Linked DNA regions of Homo sapiens: region 1 is linked to region 2. The links are chromatin contacts, found by Hi-C or POLR2A ChIA-PET in ENCODE. All regions are on one chromosome and are shown on one strand. The core of a region is the stretch at or near the end of the contact, and the rest is flanking DNA. Distances in the headings are between cores, read along the strand shown.

Region 1 (4,689 bases), core at 691-3,190, 3.1 Mb before region 2:
ATTGTAACAAGGATAATGATTCTCATCAGCATCAAGCACTGTACATGCACTATATGATCAATCTCCTTATCCTAAGTCTTTTTCTTATTTTTTAAACATGTATTTTTTTTCTGGAGTCTTGCAGTTTTAAATCCAGGTCCTTGAATACCTTCAGAATTAATAAATGGGGTCATAAGCTATTTTTTGACACATACACATTCGCTTATTTTTAAGTCCAAAATCCAAAAAGCTCTGAAAATGGGAAGTTTATTTCATCATGCATTTGAAAGCAAAAGCTGGCCCAGAGACTCTATAACTTTTATGTATTACACTCAAGATGAATGAGGTTTTCAGCAGAAAGATAAGTGTCCCAGACCCTGCTGGGCATGTATGTAATACATGGCTTATGCACTCTTTACCTTTCTAAAAGACATTTCTGAATTTGGAAGCACATCTGAGCAAAGAGTCTCAAAGAAGGTTTTGTGGATCTTGCAGAAAGCCTAAAAGAACTGACTGTGTCGGCAAAGTCCAGATGACACAAGTGAATATCCTACCTTTGGATATTAGAGGGTATGGTGACATGGCCCATCTCATGCTTATCAAAAGCATTAGTGGCCATTTTTATATTTTCTCAATTAACTGAATTAAATGACCATGCTTGGCACAAAAACAAAACAACAGCCAAAAAAAAAAAAACAACAAAAAACATCAAAAAACATGGGCTCTCAAATTTCACTGGGACAAAGTCATTTTAAAAAAAATTTCCTGAGAAGTAAAAATAAGCTGGGAATTTTTTATTGAGTGTGGCTTATAATTAAGTTTTGGTTTTGGCCTTGGAGGGGGATGGCAGAGGGAATTTTTAAATCTTACTCATCATTTTGCCCATGTGAGGAAGAGCCAGGGCTGAAAGAGTGAGCATGGGGAAGTGAAAAGCCTCAGCCGAGCGTGAGAACATTTTGGTTCTTATTTTGGGTCTGTTCTTTGGTTGTAAAGTGAGCTTGAGCTTGTCACTTCTCTTCCTTGGCCCCTAGGAACTGAGTTTCTAAGTAAATGACTTCTTCCTTTGTCTCTCTGAGAATTAAGACATGGAGGCTAGGACGTCAAAAGAGGAGGAGAGTGGGAAGCACTGAGCTGTCTGTCTGGCTGTACTGGTAACTTCTGCCAGCCCCAGGCTGACCTCTGGAGGGATGTAGAAAGTTTCCCTGTGCTCTCTGCTGGGTTCCCTCTCGGGTCTTCCTTTACTTCTTCCACAGCTCTAGTGTTTCTGTGCCTTTGGCTGGTTGCCTCAGATGTATTTTGGCCCTGGTGACTCGACTGCCATTCACGCCACTGACGCTCACGAGGTCTCACTGGCTGCTTGACCAAGCATGGCCATTGGCAGTGGCCCTAATGGCAACGGCCATTCCAGCAATTGCTCTGCATTTCTCTCCTGTTTTCTCTTTCTTTATGTCTTTGTCTTTTGAGTTTATTATTAATGCATCATAATTCTGACATTTTCCAGATCAAAAGATTAACATTTCTTTCAGAATCTGATGATGTTTAAAAATCAGCAGCTCCTCCTCTCTGAGGACCCACTGTGTCCTTCTGGAGGAGGGTCTCACCCACTCACAACCAGTGATAGCCATGTAGCTTCCACCACGGAGGAGTGACCTTAACTTCCAGGATCCTGAAGGCCTTTGGTTTGCATAGACTATTGGAGCCACTAGGGAGCTGTAAATATGGTTCACATCAGCGCACATGGAGAATAGGGTGCCTCTGGGGATGGCTGGCCCTTAGAAACTAGAGAGGCCTGGACTTGTGAGTGTATAAGTATGATGTGTGTGGTTTGAATGGATGTGTGTGGTTGGAATATATGTGTGTTTATGTGTGGCTTGTGAGTGGGTGTGTGGGTGTGGATATGTGGATGTGTATAGCTGTGTGTGTATAGGTATGTGTGAGTGTGGGTATGTGTGTGTGCAGTTTGTGAGTGGGTGTGTGGGGGTGAATATGTGGATGTGTACAGGTGTATGTGTAAGCGTGTACATGTGCATTGGGGGAATCCTTTTCATTCCAAGGAAGAGCTGCAGAGGGCAGGAATCTGCCAGGCACTCTCTGGACAAGGCTCTGCCCTGGCCTTTGTGTAGCTCACAGGTGGAACTGACTACTCAGATGCCCCTGCAAGCCAAGGGACCTTTTGTCTTTCAAGGACCGGTAACCACCAAGAAAGGCAATTCTGACATTAACTGGCAGAAAGCAACTGAATTACATTTCTTAGGGAGAAATATCCAATTCTGCTGCTTCAGAAACATAGAACCCTGTAAATCTTATGCTACACATTTTTAAAACACCCAAATCATTTGCATATGCGACTTTAGAAATAAAAATAAGTGAAAGAAAAACCCAATTCAGGTTTAAAAAAAAAAGACCAAGAATGCATTCAATTTTATGTAATAGTCAGTTGGGGAAAGTAGGAAAAAGATTATGAAAGAGAAAAGAAAGGGAGGGAGCAGGAGAAGCTGTGCTGCAGCTGTCTGAGCCCCTGCGTGATCAGGCCGTGCTCCAGTTGCCGCACATTTACAACTCCTTCAGGTTCAAGTTCTTTAGGGTCAAGCCCAAGCAGGGCTTAGCAGAGTTGAGACACTGGATGTGAGGGAGAACGAACAGAAGAGAATGTGAAATATTGTTGCAGTTTTGCTTACCAAACTGCGGAGGATCAGGAAGACCATGTGGGCAGTGGAGTGAGCACTGTCCAAGGAGTCCCCTGGGTATAAGCCTAGCTCTGCCACTGACCTTCTGCCTAACTTGTTGTAAGCCTCCTCCCCTCCCTGAGCCTCAGTTCCTCCATTTTTAACAAGTATGTTTGACTAGATGAAGTCTAAAGCCATTCCTGGGTTGGTGAGGCAAGCCCACACACTAGGCCCCACACCCCAAGCCCAGAGGCATTCTCAAGATGGAAGAGGAGATTGTTCAGCTCTGGCCTGCAATTACTGAAGCAAAGAGCCCTCTTCCCCATGGGTCTGAATTGGGGTTTCCTCTTTCATCACTTGGGGCGAGCGAGTGAGCTTGTACGGGTGTGGATGGAGTGCTAAGTGCATATCTCCTGTTTTTTCTCCCTTTAAAACATCTGTGTGTCAAGGCCTCGTCCCTCTTTCTCCCTTTCACACTACATGCTCAACCTGCTAGTAAGGTCATAGGTTGTGTAAATTTATCTGTTAAACCTCAGATTCAGGAAATAGATTGAGTAGCTCATAGAAACTAAAATAGCTACAGTGTGATCACTATTTGTGGTATATGAATGTGAGTTATTTTTTTCTAACCAGTGACTTATAGCTTGCCCAGTCCAGTCATGACCCTTAATTTTTCATAGTATTCCCAAATTTTTAATTATGTTAACAACAGTGAATTATGCTATTCAGTATACATTTAGCACCTATTAATTCTAACTATTTGGATAGTATTTTTGTATACATTTTTTCATCCCACAGACACCTTCTAAGGTGATATTTTCATTTCTTTTTTAAAGATAAAGACAATGAAGCTAAGAAGGTTTTTTTTAAAATTTGCTTTAAGACATAGGACTGAAAAGGGCTGAAAATGGGGCACCAGGATTTGGTTGAAGTCGGCCTGGCTCTAAAACTTCTACACGTTTCCATACCACACAGCTCGCACTGCTTCCAGGCCACAATTTTATTTTTTTTTAAAGAAAATAAAATCCTTTTTCCTGCCATGACTGGAGTCTCTTAAGCCTCAGAAAATATGATCATAGCTTGATTTCTTTGCCTTTTTCCAGAATGGAGTCCCATGGCACGCCCTACCTTAATGTAAATTTCATGCAAATAGTATATGGTATTTCTACTTAACAAACTTTGACCATGTATTCCCAAAGTGCCAGACAGTTTTCTGGATACTTCCAGATGTGTCATTCGATGGAAGAAGAAGTTGTGCTTTTTATTTTATAGAGAGCAAAACCAAGACTCGGAGAGATGCAAACATTTTGGCTTGCTTGGTGAATCAGTGATTCACAGGCTGCAGTTTTATAGAGCGCTTGGGGTTTTGCCTTGCCCTGGAACAGAAACACTCCTTGTTGAACCAGGAGATCAAGCTGACCCACCAGCTCCCACCTCACAGGGCTGGGCTTCCCCAGTATCTGTCTGCTGGTCATAACTCAATCTGCTGGCTGTGGAGAAAGGCAACTTCCTCTTGTCTCTTCCCATGTTGTTTCAGCCTGCCCCACTACTGGCTCAGTTTAGCTCACCCAAAGTCCATTTTCAGTTTCATGGCTCATCATAGACTTGCAAATACTATGCGTTAGCTTCGTATTACAGAAGAGAAAATGGTAATGTGATTTACGCAGGATCACACATGAGCTACATCCTGTTTTCAAAATGCCCTTTCTTTGCCTGGACAGACCCTTTGAGATTCGCTTCTGGTGTAACATTCGCCATAAACCTTCCCCAGGTCCCCGTCAAATTCATCCGTCCATCTGTCCATCTACTTATTCAACAGATACTTATTGAGCACCTACAATGAGTTGTGCACTTCTCTGGGTCTGTTTCTGGGGATTCAGCAGTAAACCAAACACACAAACTCCCTAACCCATGGAGCTTATATTTTGTTGGGGAAAGATGGACCATAAACATATAAACAAGTAAAATGTATATCATGTTAGATGGTGGTAAGTTCCATGAAGGAAAATGAAGCAGAGATGGGTATACAGAAGGATGGGTGGAT
Region 2 (4,701 bases), core at 1,249-3,748:
CAATTTGCAAGGCCATGCCGAGATTCTAAGGATGGAGAGAAAAACTTCACCTCTTTTTTGAGGAGTCGCAAAGTCACATTGGGAAGAACGTACCTACATGGATGGGAAAAAAATGTGGCCGTTTTTTCACTCTACCACAATTCCATTGATTTATATTCCATTCAATATCTACTATGTTGACCAATTTTGAACCATTCTTGTTTCCTACTTAATGTGAAAAAAAATACAGTATCATCTTTAAACCCTTCCTTTTTCTTTCACCCTGTCAATGTCTTCACTGTAAACCATGCTAGCACATACCAAATATATATATGTGTGTGTGTGTGTGTGTGTGTGTGTGTGTGTGTGTGTGTGTGAAATCATTTCAAATTCTTATTCTGCATACTGGGAGAAAATAAATTCTAGACTTATTTGGTACTGAAGTCATTAATACCAAAGAATTTCCATATTAATATTACTACTCATTGATTTACTGTGTCAGTATGACTCTGTTACACCTCGTATCTGCCAATAGTGATTAAGCGCTGAATGGCATTTACCTGTAACATTTGTCTACTATGAACTGTTTTCAGGAAGATTTAATTTACACATTTAAGGACAGTAGAGCCAATATAATGTTGTTTAAAAATAGCATTTCTTAACTGCTATAAGACATCTATGAGTCTTCAACCCTATTATTCTGTCTCTTCCTTTCGTTTTTATTAATGACATTGCAGCACAGCTGAAGGCATGTCACAATTTATCATTTATCTTGAATATAGAACATGGATTAAAACAATAAAATTAGTCACCTATATATTGGCTTTCTTTTTTTTAACTTTTCAATTAGATTGACATCATTAGGAAAGACATTGACTATGAAGTACATCAAAATGAAGAACAAGTGGATATATTTTCACATGAATCCAGTTTTGTAAGTGGCTTATTAGGAAAGTGAGGTGGGAAAAGCAGTGGGAACGCGGAGGGCTATATCCTTTCTCTAGCTTGGCTGCTAACTCATTATTTATCTCAACAGGGTTACATCTCTCTAAGCCATAATTTATTTCTCTATAAATCTATGAGTTGGGAGTAACAAGCTGGTTTTCCCCAGGTATTAACAGAGCTACTTCCAGGGTTCACCACAATTGTAACTTGGTTTCACTTCTGATTTTACATTTAACTTTAAAAAAGAAAACTGAAAATTTTCACGTGTGGATGCTTTATTCATCAACTTTTCATACTTTGTGTTTGTTGTGGAGTGAATGCTGGATTAATCCCTTTTTTGAGTGTAACAGATAGTCTCCTCTGCATTTTTTGCTTAATTAAAATTGCCACTCTACTATGGACTCAATTATGTCCACTAAAAATGTATATGTTGATGCTGTAATCCCCAAATGTGATAGTATTCAGAGATAGAGCCTTTGGTAGATGAGGTTGTAAGGGTGGGGCCCTAATGATGAGATTGTTGCCCTTATAAGAAGAGACACCAGAGAGCTTGATCACTGTCTCCACCATGTAAGGACAATGAAAAGGCAGCCAGATAGAATCCAGGAAGAGAATCTGATCCTGCTGGGCTTCTAACCTCCAGAGTTCATCTTGGACTTCTAACCTCCAGAACTGTGAGAAATGAAATTATTGTTGTTTAAACTACCCAGTCTATGGTATTTGATATAGCAGCCTGAGCTGCCTAAGACATCTTTTTCTGACTGTAACAGAATAAAATCTTTTCTGCATCCTTTGCTTCATTAAACATTTTTAATATATAGATTTTTAAATTTATGAGAGTTTTATGGATATTAGGCAACCAAAACAAAGCGACAAACTCATTAGGATGTTACAGGCTTTATAAGACCCCATGAATTCCCTCCCCCATCTCAAAGTCACTTATTTATTAAAATGACCTTAATTTTCCATATGATTTTTGTTAAATACATACTACCAGTTTCATTGTGTGTATTTTTTATTGTATTAAAAAGTTCCTTCGCCTATTCTGTATGTCCACATATAAAATAGCCTGTGACAAAAATATTCTACACTGAGAATGTGAAACTTGAGAAAAGGAAAATAGCTGAGAGCAGTCTGAGATCTGCAAAGTATGCAGACCCAGAGAGACGTGGGTATGGGATTCAGTCATGCTCACACCCCACACCCATGCCTAGGGGAAATTGTTTAAAGTCATTTTGTTCCTGACTGCCTCACTCAATACCTTCATGTTCTTAGAATTTATGATACAAAGAACAATGCTGAGCCAATCAATGGCTTATATTATTTTAATGTAAATCCTCGGTAAAAACCTCAGGAACTGACTCTTTCTTTCCCTTTAAAATCCACTTGTTACTGTTGCTAATCAGAGTGTATATTCAGGACAAATAGAATCTATGCTCTTGGGCTGCAGCCCTCAAACTTGGCCCAAGTAAACTCTGCTTAGTAATAGATTAATTTTAGCTCAGCAGGTTCCTTTGAGATAGGCATATCTGGCATCGTCAGCAGGATTCAGAGTGACTCATTCTCACCACCAGGTGCGGTGTTTCTGCCTGAAAGCAGTGCTTGATACCAGCACGAACTCTGCATCTTCAGAAGTCCCACTGGGTGTTCTGGGTAAGTTCTCCAGAATTAGGACCTCCCACTCCTTGGTTGAAATATAGACTTTATTTGGCTGTTTTTCAAACTGTCTCTTTTCTTTAAGAGAGGGCTTTGGTCTCTGTCTTTGGACACAAGCTCCAAGTAAAGAGCTCTGTAGAAAATGTCTTTTTGCTGCTGTGTCTCACAGGAGAGGTTCAGATCAAGGTTCTTCCACCTCTGCCTCAGGACTGGAGGCTTAGGTCAAGGTTTTTCTGCCTCTGTCTCACAGCAGAGGTTCAGGTCAAAGGATTGGCAGTTAGACACGGATGGTTTTGTTTTATATGGCCTACTTTTAAGATTAAAACTGTTTCTTCTGCTTAAAAATTCAGACCTATCCTTTTATTTGAGACCAATTCCTGTTAGTTTCTAACCGAAAAGTGTTCCCTCTTTTTGCTCTTCCAAACAGGTACACTATGAAAGTCTGGTCCTCATACACTGAGCACACTATTGCTCCCTGGAAGTTAGAGACAGTCTGAGATAAGTTACACTTTCACCCTAAATACATTCCCAGGCTTGACACTTTTGAAAAGTTCCTAAATTATGGGAAGTCAAGCATCAAAATTAGAGTATTCCTTTTAGAAACACCAGCTGGATTTATGTATAACACTCGTGGGGTATCCTCTTGTAAAGGCCTAGGAAAGTGGACCCACCTAACCTGGTGATACAGAAGGCAGAAATTATTTAGGCAGATAGTGAGGGCAACAGAGTTCTTGGCAGAGCTTCCCTTCTAACAAAAAGCAGCCCCCCAAATCATTGCTTTTCTAACAAAGAGCAGCCTGAAAAATAGAGCTGCAAACATAGATAATCAAGCAGGAAGCTTGCACGGGCGAATGCTGGCAGAGGCACCAATAGAAAAGGGCCACCTGGGGGCCAGGCATGTCCAACACGGAGGCTCCATCTTCCCTTTTCTTGTTACCATGTGTAGAGTAAAGAAACGGGCAACATGGCACAGCTCAGGCAGAAGACCCGCCTGCATAATAAAAGATTATGGTAGGGGTGGCCAGAAATTCATACCCTATGCACACGGCACATCTAGTCCCAACCAGTTTTTCATGACCTATGCAAGTGGCACACCTGGTCCAACCAATGTTTCACACCCTGTGTAAATCAAACACTGCCTCCTCACCAGGCATCTATAAAACCCCTTGCATTTCACCATGGATCCGGCAACCCATTTTTCTGGACCCCTGTCTGCAACAGAGAGCTCTTCTCTTTCTTTTGCCTATTAAACTTCCACTCTCAACCTGACACTTTATGCATCTGCATCCTAGATTTCTGTGTCTGTGAGACAACAGATCTTGGGTGTTACTCCACAATGAGGCCATTTCACTGGGACGATCATAAACAGCAGTAACCAAAATAAGAATCCTTTGCTATGTTGAAAATAATTCTTTGTGCACACAATTGGAAAAAAAAGCTGGTTTTTGCACCACACAAACTGAATCAGAGTAGTTTGTTTGTCTTGAATTAAATCTGGTAATAAGAAATTTAAAAAGATTCTTTCTTAGAGCTCTATGGTCAGAAGTCAGCTTAACTAAAAGCTGACATTTAGGCTATAATTTTAAAAATAAGAATAAAAGGGGCTTTCTGCATTTTCTTCTTTTGGATCCTGTTTTGGGGGATTTTTTTCCGTTGACTGAAACTCTTTTTAAATGTGTTTGATCCCTCTGGTTACTTCCTATCTTGTTGGCATAATTTTTGCTGAGAAAAATGTAAAACATCATTTGCCTTTTAGAAAGCTTAACATGCCCCCAAATTGGCTCTTATAAGACTTATTCTTTTGTTTCTTTTCACTTCTGATCCTTTTTTCACTATTTTTGATACCACAAATAATAGTAGTAATAATAATAATAAAATAATATAGTATATCTCTAGAGGAGATATATTGTATTATTGTCTTTCAAAATTGTATGATATTCCTAAAATTATGATGTGTTAACATATGTTGTCAGACACAAATATGGTTATTATGTTACACTGTCATTCGCCACAGAATTTCCTTGTCAATTGTGTTTTTAACCATGGTTAGTCTAAGTCTTTTGTCATTCATAGAAAATTATTGTTTTACTTGGATTCTTCTCAGAAAGTGGTTTACAATTG

Evidence for each region. A loop is a pair of places that touch in the nucleus more often than their neighbours do. ChIA-PET counts read pairs that join two places held with the same protein, here RNA polymerase II (POLR2A). Pooled maps may share reads with other maps.
Region 1: a loop to region 2 is called in a map with no recorded cell type, with 9 times the contacts of the local background. The contact joins two enhancer-like sites. A Hi-C loop is called at or near these places in 2 of 37 single-sample maps with no recorded cell type and 2 of 50 pooled maps. POLR2A ChIA-PET finds 5 or more read pairs at or near these places in 1 of 52 experiments (H1).

The regions. Positions count from the first base shown.
Region 1 is chr2:16,653,467-16,658,155 of GRCh38, reverse strand. All of the region lies in intron 1 of CYRIA (CYFIP related Rac1 interactor A), which reads left to right. Among named protein-coding and RNA genes, the nearest start is that of CYRIA, 10 kb to the left of the region's middle. Within about 2 kb of position 1,940, at least 22 of the 41 ENCODE cell types and tissues checked have a DNase peak (open chromatin) inside an H3K27ac peak, as active enhancers do.
Region 2 is chr2:13,521,153-13,525,853 of GRCh38, reverse strand. LOC105373485 (a long non-coding RNA gene) reads left to right here. Exons shown (of 2, transcript XR_922814.3): 2 at 2,499-4,701. Among named protein-coding and RNA genes, the nearest start is that of MIR3125, 790 kb to the right of the region's middle. RefSeq lists enhancers at 2,323-2,692, 2,072-3,271. Within about 2 kb of position 2,498, at least 3 of the 41 ENCODE cell types and tissues checked have a DNase peak (open chromatin) inside an H3K27ac peak, as active enhancers do.